Regions from separate parts of the Mus musculus genome. Here region 1 is linked to region 2. A link is a contact called in ENCODE Hi-C data. All regions are on one chromosome and are shown on one strand. The core of a region is the stretch at or near the end of the contact, and the rest is flanking DNA. Distances in the headings are between cores, read along the strand shown.

The links. Hi-C counts contacts between places; a loop is a spot of excess contacts on that map.
Region 1: a map of v-Abl transformed pro-B cells shows a loop between it and region 2 (4-fold over the local background). The contact joins the promoter of Zfp977 here to the promoter of 4933421I07Rik in region 2. A Hi-C loop is called at or near these places in 4 of 37 maps with a recorded cell type or tissue (T-helper 17 cell, mouse trophoblast stem cell and v-Abl transformed pro-B cells).

The regions. Positions count from the first base shown.
Region 1 is chr7:42,588,974-42,594,991 of GRCm38, reverse strand. It overlaps Zfp977 (zinc finger protein 977), which reads left to right and starts at 2,447. Exons shown (of 4, transcript NM_001362112.1): 1 at 2,447-2,555. The coding sequence starts at 2,553.
Region 2 is chr7:42,446,233-42,452,645 of GRCm38, reverse strand. It overlaps 4933421I07Rik (RIKEN cDNA 4933421I07 gene), which reads left to right and starts at 4,544. Exons shown (of 5, transcript NM_001370772.1): 1 at 4,544-4,709; 2 at 4,893-5,095; 3 at 5,652-5,699; 4 at 6,207-6,403. The coding sequence starts at 4,578.

The DNA of each region.
Region 1 (6,018 bases), core at 1,198-3,697, 140 kb before region 2:
ATAGATTGCACTTCCAGTGGGGGGACATGACATCAAGTGGAAGGATGGGGTTTCGATCCCACAGTCAAAAGCTCTGACCCAGAATTGTTCCTGTCTGTTGAAACTGCAGGGACAAAATGGAGAAGAGCATGAGAGAAAGGACATCTAGTGACAGGCCCAAGTTGGGATCCACCTCAAGGGGGTCCAGGGTCCTGACATTGTTAATGGTGCTGTGATGTGCTTGCAGACAGGAACCTAGCATGGTTGACCTCTGAGAAGCCTAACAAGCATCTGAAAGAATCAGATGCACATACTAGCACCCAGCCAATAGACAGAAGCCCGGGACCCCCATGGTTGAATTTGGGGAAAGCTGGAAAAATCTGAGGAGGAGGGTGGCCCCAGGGAAAGACCAGCAGTCTCAAGTGACCTGAAAGCTGAGATCTCTCAAGACACTGAGCCACCAAGCAGGCAGCATATAACCAGGCAGCTGTTATGAAGCCCTTGACATATAAAGCCGAGGACTGCATGGTTGGGGCCTTAGTGAGAGAAGATGCACCTTACCATGAAAAGCCTTTAGGCCCCAGAGAGTGGGGATGCCTGGTGGGGCTTGATGGTGGGGTGGGGACATCCTCTTGGAGATAGAGGTAGGGATAGGAGGTATGGTATAAGGAACGGTCATGGGGCAGATAGGGAGGAGGATGAAGTATGGACTGTAAAAAACAATTAATGAATAAAAGTAAATAAATTTTAAAATTAAACAAAAAGCATTGCTTTGGAAATGACTCCCAGGTTCTCCTTGCCTGCAAATGGAATGAAATCTGTCTTAGCTCTTCTGTCTTGCCTCTTGTGATGGTTATTCTTGGTCGTCAAATACATGGAATTAACTAAAATGGCGACATTTCAAGTACTGTGAAGAATTTTTGATAATTATATCTTTTTAAGTTGTAAACCCTCTTTTAAATCTGGATCATTTGAAGTGATAAGAGATATCTTTAATCTAGGCCACAGCTTCTAGTGGCAGACTACATTGTAAAGGTCATTGAAGGTGGTAGTTCTTTCTCCTTGTCTTCATGTTTTACCTCTGACTAGCAAACTCAGTTTTTGAAAACTGGCCTACTTCTTCCTCATTGTGATGTAGACTGAATACCAGCAGTGTCATCCAGCCACATGGACTGAACCACTACTATATTCTTCATCTGTCCATTTGCAGACAGCCATTGTTGGGCTGGTTGGACCACAGCTTACAAACCATGCCAATAAATCCACTTTCTACATATACAGAGAGATCCATTCTATCAGTTTTGTCCATTAGGATACCTTTATTAATATAGCTGTGGGTTTTTTCCTCTTCCCACTAAGGAAGATGTGCTGGCTAGCAATAGTGTTATGTAGAGTTTGTCTTCGGTTTCTTGCTTTTCTCCTGGGGCTGTGTAAATTCTGATGCCTACCAGGTGAAACATAGCTGCAGTTTACCTGACCCGACCATGACACCACAGAACAAAAATCTTAGTGTTTCCTAAAAATCTCCTGAATTGTTAATATTCTGGGCGCCCTTTTCCTATGGGCTGGATTGTTCATTTCACTGCAAGTTAAATAATGGGCCCTGCAAGCTATCTTCCTTGATTACAGGAGGGAGAAGGGGAAGTGCTGGAAGCCAGAAGCAAGACTTTCCCTCCCCCCTGCTGCTTGAGGAATTCTCAGTTTGCAGAAGCCTTTCCCTTCCCCCTGCTCCTTGCCCTTTCCCTGCTGATATAAACAAGCCTTTCCCTGCCAATGTAAAGAAGCTCAAGACTGCCTGGCCCCTTCCCCATCTGAGGGGACTGACTAATGGTCAAAATGTCCACAACTGCCATAGCAAGACTAGCTGTTCTCAAAAATTAGCCATAACAATAAAAACGGTCCCTGGGACCCTGGCCTCAGTTTGAATTCTAAGATAAACCGACCTTGCTGACAAAGTTTCTGACATCGCTAGCTGATCACCAAAAGTAATGAACATAACTGTTACTTTGGTAGCCAACAATCATAGTTGTGTAACCCTTCCCCACTAAAAAAAGAGAAAGAGAGAGAGAAAAAAAACCCACCAACAAAACTGTACTGTAAGCAATCTGGGTTGACTCTCCCTGAGAGGCTGAGCAATGCTATGTGAATCTGAATAAAAACCTCTTGCCATTGCAGAGATCTATTGTCAACCTGCGTCTCTGGGGGTCGCGTTCTCAACATTTGGGCCCCTGGGGTCCTAGCACAACCACTTTGCCTTATCCCATCAGTGCACTCTCACCCTACTTATCTGGAAAAAGGTCGGTCCTGGAACAGCAACATGGGCCCGGAATCACTAAGCTGTGTCCCTTCATCACACACTAACCTTAAGGGAGGTGCTTATGTCACTCCAGACTCGCTGGCCAATCAAGGCCTCAAGTCTGACCTGCCAGTCAGAATTGGAGGCGGGTGCTTCCGGGCGCCATGTTGCTGGTTCAATGCTGTAGCTGAGGAGGCTGGTGTGGTTTGTTTGTCCTGCTCTGTGTGCTACTGCTGGGTGCTGTGAGGGGAATTCAGGCGAGCTCTGACCTCGCGACATGGTGAGTATATGGCAGCTGCTTCCAATGGGAAGGGGCAGGCGATTGAACAACTGGAGCGAGTATGGTGAGGCCTCCCTGGGACTGGGTGCTAGCTGCGCACCTCAGCTACACAGGGCCACATGTGAGGTTGTTTGTGGTCTTGGCTGCTCTGAATAATTCTGCTCTGGGGCTTCATCTGTGCGAATATTTAAGCATGAGCTTGTGCGTTGAAACCTTCTTGGCAAGATGGCAAACACAGAAATGCCTAGTTTCTCCAGTATCTTCTACAATTTTGTTTGTTTGGTTGGTTGGTTTTTCAAGACAGTGTTTCTCTGTATTGCCCTGGCTCTCCTGGAAATCACTCAGTTTGGCTAGCCTCAAACTCAGAAATCCGCCTGCCTCTGCCTCCCAAGTGCTAGGATTAAAGGCGTGCGCCACCACTGCCTGGCTTTAAACACACACACACACACACACACAAAACTTTTTTTTTTAATCTCATACAATTTTTACACTTTCTTTTAAGATTGTGATGCAAGATATATTTGGAGTTAATATGAGAAAGTTGTAAACATCACCTCCTGTCCAATATTAAGCTGCCCAGCACTGTTTTAGACTCCTCCGAGTTTATCCCATCATGTAACAGTGTCTGCTGACTTTATACACCGCAGGAAGGAGTATAAAAGACGGTATTCTTCTTAAGAAGCTGACCTGGCATAAGGTATTGCTTGTGCGGGACCTTCCCATCCCACCTTTTGTACTCTGTACCTTCTGCCTCTCTTCTCCTTTTCAGCCTTTGGGATCTTCCACTTAGGACTGTGTCACTGTTTCAGGTCTCTGATGTACTTAAGAAGTACTTCTGGGGTATCTTTGCTGTGCAAACCTCCCCTCTGCCTAAGTGGCTAGACTTGCAGTCCTCTGTCCCTGTCTCAATTGTTCAAAGTGTAACCTGGAGGCTGAATGCAAAAGAGACTAAGGATAATGGCAGCTGTGGAATGCAAGGTCTGTTCTAGGCTGGCTCCTCTTTGAGCATTAACCAGTGCTTGACACATGCTAGTGTTTGGTGGTTTTTTCTGGTTTTTGGTTTTTTTTTTCTTTGTTTGTTTTTATTTTTGTTTTTTGAGACAGGGTTTCTCTGTGTAGACATGGGTGTACTAAAACTCACTCTGTACACCAGGCTGGCCTCGAACTCAGAAATCCATCTGCCTCTGCCTCCGAAGTGCTGGGATTAAAGGTGTGTGTCACCACGCAGGGCGACTCATGCTATTGTTAAAGAGATATTTCTTTCTTTCTTTTTTAAAAAAACATTTATTTATTTTTTTATATGTAAGTACACTGTAGCTGTCTGCAGACACTCCAGAAGAGGGCGTCAGATCTCATTATTCATGGTTGTGAACCACCATGTGGTTGTTGGATTTGAACTCAGAACCTCCGGAAGAGCAGTAAGTGCTCTTACCCACTGAGCCATCTCTCCAGTCCAAAGAGCTATTTCTTAATTAATGTTCTCATTGTGTGTAGTGATTTCTCCCTGGGAAGGCATATGGACTCTAGAACTGCTGCATCTTCAGCCTTTTAGGAAAAGGATTCTGTGACGTGCTTTATTGACTCAGGTGGCCTTGATCCCAGTCTGTTGCTCCCCAGGCAATCAATGCCTTTGCTGTCCTCTTCCTCAAACTTTTTTTTTCTTTTTCTTTTCTTTTCTTTTCTTTTCTTTTCTTTTTTTTTTTTTTTTTTTTTTTTTTTTTTTTGATTTTTGAGACAGGGTTTCTCTGTATAACCCTGCCTGTCCTGGAACTCACTTTGTACACCAGGCTGGCCTTGAACTCAGAAATCTGCCTGCCTCTGCCTCCCGAGTTCTGGGACTAAAGGTGTGTGCAACCACGCCCGGCTTTTCATCAAACTTTTTAAATCCCTACCTTAAAGGGCCTTACCACAATAGAGTTTTGAAGTGAACATTTTGCTTCCAGTTCCTTGCTATTATAAATAAAGTTGATATGAACATAGTGGAACATGTTTCCTTGCGAAATGTGGAACATCTTCTGGGTATATACCCAGGAGTGGTATAACTGGGTCTTGAGATATAACTAGACTCAGTTTTCTGACAAACCACCAGCTTGAGTCCCAGAGTGGTTGTACACGTTTACAACCCTACAAGAGATGGAGGCGTGTTTGCCTTTCTCAGTGTCCTTGCCAGCATGTGCTGTTCCTTGAGTTTTCAATTTTAGACATTCTGATGCATGTAAAGTGGAATCTCAGGGTTGTTTTTCTTTGCATTTACCTGATTAGCAACAATGTTGAACATTTATTGAATTGATACTAGGTCATTGGAACTTCCTCTGTTGAGAATTCTGATTAGCTCTGTATCCCATTTTTAATCAGGTTGTTTTTTTTGGCATCTAACTTCTTGAGTTCTTTATAACTTTTGAATATAAGCCCTCTATTGGCTATAGGGTTGGTGAACATCTTTTCTCAGTTTGTAGGCTACTGTTTTGTCCTATTGACAGTGTCCTTCCCTTACAGAAGCTTTTCATTTTCAAGAAATGTATTAACTGTTGTTCTTAGAGCCTGAGCCATTGATGTTATATTCAGGAAATTCTGTGTCCTGTACCATTGTGTTCAAGGGTATTTCCTACTTTGTCTGCTGTTAGATTCAGTGTAGCTGGTTTTATGTTGAGGTCCTTGATCCATCCTGTGCAGGGTGATTCTTCTATACACACTGCCAGTTAGACCAGAACATTTGTTCACCGTGCTTTCTTTTTCTATTCTATGGTTTTGGCTTCTTTGCCTAAGAAGTGTCCATAGGTGTATGAGTTCATTTCTGGGTATTCTATTCCACTGATCTGTCTGTCTGTACTGATACCATTTGGTTTTTATCACTATTGCTATGTAGTACAGCTTGAGATCAGGAATTGTGATGTCTCCAAAAGTTCTTTTATAGTTCAGAATTGTTTTGGCTATCCTGGGAGTGTTTGTTCTTCCAAATGAGGGAGAGAATTCCACTTTCTATTTTTTTAAAATTTATTTATTATATATAAGTAGACTCTAGTTGTCTTCAGGCATACCAGAAAACGGATTCAGATCTCACCACAGATGTTTGTAAGCCATTATGTGGTTCATGGGATTTGAACTCAGGACCTCTGGAAGAACAGTCAGCGATCTTAAATGCTGAGCCATCTCTCAAGCCTGAGAATTGCAACTTCAATGTGTGTAGAAAATTGTGTTTGAAATTTGAGGGGAATTGCATTGAATTTGTAGATTGCTTTTGGTACCATGGCCATACTGACTATGTTTTTTGGTTGTCTGTTTTTCAAAACTGGTTTTTCTGAGTGATGAGCTTGTGTTCTTAGAATTTGTTCCATCTACCAGGCTGGCCTTGAACTCAGAGAGTTCTGCCTGCCTCTGCCTCCGCCTCCTCTGCCTCTGACTCTGCCTCGTGTACAAAGTGAGTTCCTAGAGAGCTAGTGCTATAAAAAGAAACCATGTCTAA
Region 2 (6,413 bases), core at 3,295-5,794:
GGGACTTCCTATTCTAGGAGGAATGTGGAAAGAGACAGGAAAGGAAGGAATGGATCCACGAGGAGAGAGGTTCATGAAGCTTGAGGAGAGAGAGGTGGATCAAGAAAGACAAAACTTGCAAGTAATGAAGAGATATTTTCTGGGAGGAATCCTCATGAGCTTGCAGGTTTAGAATGGAGTAAGATTTGCTCAATATTCATCTCAAGGGTATTTTAATAAATCTGATTTCCCTGTGTGGTTGTTGAGGACTACAGAAGGTAAAGAAATACAGCTGCCAGATTAATTTTTTACCTAGATTTACATTAAAATTAATTAATTTTACACGAACCCTGTCTCCCACTTATATTCCATTTATGTTGTTAGTTGTGGACATGGGCGTCTTCATTCAACCAGCTGTACAGAGAAAGACTGGGGAAATATAACTGACCTGGAGAATGTGAAGACACTGCACGAAAGAGACAATGCACCCCTTCTATCAGATACCGGGAAATGGAAGCAAACACACCAGAAATAATTGGAATCCCTTCTGGAATTTTCTGCAGACAGAGGGCTGAGGATGAAGCCTGGCACTGGCACTAGGAGAAACTTGGCTCCCACAAAAGCCTCACAGAGTTCTGGTCACTCTCCAGATCACCTCACAGGATGCACAGGTGCAGAGGCTGGGTGGCTCAACCTCCCATCAATCAGGACTGCTTAGTTTTCCACACTTCTTGCTTTCTATTGTAAAGAAACCGTCATTCTAGGACCCTAAGTTGGGGTGGGGTGACTTTGGACCCCATTATTTGTTCCTCTTCCCCCAGTGTGCTGAGTTTAGTTATATCTCCTTTCTCTGATACTTTTTGTTTGTTTTGTTTTGTTTGATCTTGAGAGAGTCTTTCCCTTATGTAGCCTGGCTCTCCCAGAACTCATTGTGTAGAACTCACAGGCATCCAACAGTGTCAGTTTCCTGAGTCCTGGGAAAAAGGCACTCATCACCATACCCAGGCTTTCTCTACTTCTCACTTCTGTCTAACAGGTCCATGGGAAATGGGTGGCCACAGTCTAGGTTGTCTGGCTGCCATGACCCAGGCTCTGACACTAACAACCCTTGGAGGCTTAGCTGCCTTTATGGCCTCAGGTGGATGTCAGGGGGACATGGGCTGTACTTTGAGGAGCTGGGGTGTCAGGACCCAAGCATATTTGGCTGGTGGCGTCCTGGTTCAGAGCAGCCCCTACACCGTCCCTGGGATGCTCACCCAGGCTCCCCCGGCTCCCCTGGGCAAAGAGGAGGAGCCAGACAAGATGGAGCTAGTGTCTCAGCTCCGCTCTGTGTAAGTGAACATGGTCTCTATGTCAACACAGTTTGGTAAGTGGCTGACATCCAGGGCCACCCAGAATATACAAGGGACTTGGGTTTCCTTGAACATGGGACAAACCTTTTCCTAGTGTTTCTTGGTAAAGCTATAGCTGATTGGAAATGAGCCTCTGAAGAACTACCCTAATTAAGAAGATTAATTACCCTCTACAGCCTCTGCCCCAGAAAAGGACTCTGTCATTTGGTTTGGCCGATTTGACCCATCCTTCTGCAGGAGGTGGGATGGGACACCTTTCATGGAGGCAGGGTCCTTGCACTGAAGAGAATCAGATAACTAAAAAGCTAAACTATCTGATGGTTTTTTCACAGCCTATCAAGAGGACCCGAGATAGGAATGAAGCTCCTGCCCCCAATCCTGCTCTGTTGAGATCACTGTAGTAGTCACCCCCACCCCCATCTCTATCTGAAATGTCAGTGAGATGCCAGCACACAGGTCCAGGAGGTTCTCCTTTGCTCAATGGACAACCTCCGCCCTCTAGTGGCCACAGGATGCAGCATCATCTCCTCGGGAAGAGGTTCAGGGGAACTCAACCTGTTTATGTCAATTAACCTATTGTTAAAGATACATATTCCTCCTCATGTGATCACTGGGAGAGAACTTGTGACATTTTTCAGCAGCACAATTTTCAAACCTCAGTTAAAAATTAAAAAACAAAACAAAACCAAAAACATATGTTCTCCAGACAAAGTACTTCAAGTTCTAGGAGTATAACCAGAGTAGGTTTGACAAGACCATGTCTTCTAGAACTTTCTACTGCCTATGACTAGGTGCATTGTGCTTCCCTTATGTTGAGGCTCTTGGGCTTTTGTTACTGTCCTGCTACATCAATGCCTTCTAAGGCAGGCTCTTAGAGGCCTTCTGTGGGGTGTCTACCACCCTGCTGTGGGGAAGCCAGACCACAGCTGTCCCAGTAGCCAGACAGCATAGCATCCCTTGGCAGGCCCTAGTTAGGAAGACTTTGGGCCCTTGAGACCTCATATGATGGGCAGCCCCCTGTGTCCTGGGATACAATTGCACCAATCCCCAATGAGCTGCCTTGGAATTTATATAGTTGTAGCTAGAATAGGTGTGGCTATTACCTGAGGTTGCTAATATTTAATGGTTTTGATATAATAATTTAATTAAGGGATCAGAAATTAATGATACTTACTACCAGGTTGTGTTCTTCAACCCAGTTGGAAATTTTCTACTGGGAAGCACTGGACACCATTGTGGTTTCTACAATTGGCTACTCTGACCAGCATTAAACCAAAGTGGTCCTGAGTGTTGGCTCAGCTGTTAAGGGTACTGGCTGCTCTTTCAGAGGACCTGGGTTCATTTCCCTGCACCCACAAGGTGACTCACAACCATGCAGAATCAGGGTACAAGAGATCCAGTGCGCTCTTCTGGCTTCTGTGCACACAGCACAGATGCAGTTGTAGAAACACATGCACTCATCCATGTAAAATGATAAAACTTTTTCAAAGAAACAAAACATTTTTAACTATGTAAAAGTACATGTGCATGGTAATGTGGGACATGAGGCTATTGTCATATAAATATATATTTGCACTTTGCAGGCCTCCCATACATCCTTCTACCCACATTGAACTCCATTGATCCTGTTTCCTTCCAAGAGAGATTCATGCTGTGTATGTCAATATGATTTTTTTTTGATATTTCTTAAAATCTAGGAACCACAAACACCTCTCTTTTTTCCTTACTCCTTCATCTGTTTTTGCATGGACAGATTACATTCCCATTTTTCTTCTACAATAAAAATTGACCTAGGAATTTATTTTATAGTACTCATCATAGAATTAGGATATGGAAACACTTCCAAAGTCTCAATGTTTGTGCATAGTTTTTCCTCAGGGTAGGGAATGTTATAGTGAGCAGCCTGGGGCACCCTGCAAACCAGAACCCAGTCAGCCATGGTCTGGGGAGCACAGATGAAGCACACTGAGGCCTGTGGAAGCCCAAATGGGAAAACACTAGAACACATGGACAAGGAGAAGAGCCCCACCCACTCCCCTAAGAGAAAGGCACAATTTATTTATTTTTTTTTTCCTTTTTTTTTTCCATTTTTTATTAGGTATTTAACTCATTTACATTTCATGCTATACCAAAAGTCCCCCATATCCACCCACCCCCACTCCCCTGCCCACCCACTCCCCCTTTTTGGCCCTGGTATTCCCCTGTACTGGGGCATATAAAGTTTGCAAGTCCAATGGGCCTCTCTTTCCAGTGATGGCCGACTAGGCCATCTTTTGATATATATGCAGCTAGAGTCAAGAGCTCCGGGGTACTGGTTAGCTCATAATGTTGTTCCACCTATAGGGTTGCAGATCCCTTTAGCTCCTTGGCTACTTTCTCTAGCTCCTCCATTGGGAGCCCTATGATCCATCCATTAGCTGACTGTGAGCATCCACTTCTGTGTTTGCTGGGCCCCGGCATAGTCTCACAAGAGACAGCTACATCTGCGTCCTTTCAATAAAATCTTGAAAGGCACAATTTAAGATGATCACATACATACACTTTGCTAAAGTTTATCCCCACATTAACCTCCACCAAATAACCCTAATGCTCACCTAGGAGAGACCTTTCTACACTGACATGCTCCCGGCCATGTGTAAAAGTACGCTCTGTGTGCCCCTGGGACTGGGCCTGTGTGTATGTGTGTTTGTGTGTTTGTGTATTCATTTGCTTTCATGTACACGTGTGTGAATGGGCACAGGTGCCTATGTTTGGCTTTTCCTCAGGTAACTCTATTAGGAGGTTTCCAGATATAGGGCATGCGTGATCATATACACAGGATGACATACTAGGAAACCCATGCTAGAATGATCTGCAGGGAGAAGGTCAGGACAGTGAGAAGACCCTAAGAGGAAATTGCTTCTTCCTGGGATGCTTGTGGTACAGAGGGCATGGTTTGGAAACTTCGGCCTGCTTTCTCACAACTGAGGGTCTCCCTGAAGCCAGGGTTCCCAGGACAGTGTAGAGGCATGAACTTATGGATGCCACTGTGTCCTGTTGTACACATGGAAGACAGATGGACAGCAATGGGCAATACTGGTAACCACTAGAGAAAGCATTTGAGGAGGGGCTCTGGCTGGAGACCTCAGGAAGTGACCTTACTTACTTAACAGTCCAGATGGAACTCTGAATGCTGGTTACCAGGTAACCAGAGGCCAGCAGCAGCCTTACCTGACTTACTTGTCTGGAGGACCTAGAGGGAGCAGGATGTTCCGCTGTTTCCAGACTTGCAGAGGCTCTGGCCACAAAAAAGCCAAGAGCAGTTGGCTTGGCTGCTTTTGGAGACGTTTGATTCGTCCTCTGACACACTTGAGGCATGCTTCCCGCAGTGAGCCCAAGGTAACACAGGCCAGCCTTAGCAGGAACTTTTTTGTTTGTCCCCGTGCTCCCCTGAGGTCCCTCCCTGGGTGTGTGTTCCCATGAGACACTGAGGAACATTCTTTATGCTTACTGATCACTCTTTGGTAATGGATTGCTGATGTCTCTCAGAGTTTCCACATTTAGACCCTCCTGCCTTCCTAGGTCTGTTGTGAAAATGAACAGGAGCCAGACTCTATGTCCAATCACCCCCGATTCGACTACAAGAGTCGAGAATACATTCAACAGATGATTGACTACATACCAGCTGCTATTCAAAACCGCGACCACCTCTGTCTCGACATTTTTGTTGCCATGTACCGAACATATGCTACCACCTGGGAGGTGCTAGACCTGCTGATGAAAACGTGAGTGGCTGCAGCCAACATAGGTGTTAGGAGGGCTCTGCTCTTCTCCAGGACTCTGTGCTCCCATAGAACAAGTGCGATTGGACCCTGGCAGTGTTGGTCCTGGGTCTGAACCTGCAAAGTGACATGGACACATTCAGGGTTGGGGGGGGTCTCTAGTTTGTGTCTTTCACTGTCTCCATGGAGTGTCAAACACCACCCTTTCTTGTGCCTTGGAAAGAGCTCTTTTCCAATTTGTATAAAAGGTTCTAGGCCTTATCTGACCTATAAGGGATTAATGGAACCTGAGAAGGGTCCTGAGGAGTGGGGGTGGTGGTGGTGGGGGACAAGAAGCCTGGAACCAACCAAGAGCCCTGGCAGGGACAGCTAGGCCTCCACCCTTTGTGTGAGGATCTCTGAAGACCTGTGATCTCAGCATGGAAGTTAGAACAGTGCAGAGAGACCCCAGGATCTGTGTTTCCTTTCTAAAGTGTTCAGATTAAAGTAGCTCCTGGTAGATGTATTAGTAGGTTGGGGACACAAGGCCTTAGGGTGACACCCTCATGAAATGACACAGGTATGCATCCTTCCGGACTGACTGCATTGAAGACCAGCAAACTAAGAGGTGAGTGGGCTTCAGGTGACCGGGAGCTAAGAGCCCATGGGTGCAAAAGGGTGGGTGTGGGGTGACACAGGTAAGAGCCCATCTATGGAGTTGGAAGGGGAAGAAGGAGGCAAGGGCCTATCTGTACAGTGGGGTAGGGCATTTGCTGAGGAATAAACACATGCCAGGTACCCTGCTTTGGGGATTCCCACTAGAGGGATGGTAGCTGAGACTTCACCTGCAGGTGGAGAAAAATGGCTCCTTGGTTCTGAGGTCAGAGGGAAGGAAGGAAACTAAAGGGCCCTGGGAGAATCCATCCCCACTACAGCCCAGCCCAGATAGCCCCATATGTCCTCCAAGGGACAGAAAGTGTCTGGAGTCCTCTGCACACAGACACCCACTCCTGACCACTATGCTCCTCAGCACATAGGCTGGCGGCCATTGCCTCATCTAATGGGGCACACTGCCCTTCTTGAGAATTGACGCCAGGCTTCTGACTCAACTTCCCTCCAACCTTCTCTTCCCTAGTGCCATATTCAGCTTTCTGTTCGGCTGGTTTCAGAAATTCCCCCAGGATTTTTATGAGTCCCCAGACCTGGCTGTTTTGAGTCAGTTCACAGAGTATGTGAGGCTCAATGTGCCTTTCGGAGATGGAGATACCCAAGCCAGGGAGCCTCTCTCCATGTTTAAGGATCAGGAGGCCATCACACTTAGACTTGAGGAAGGTGAGAAGGT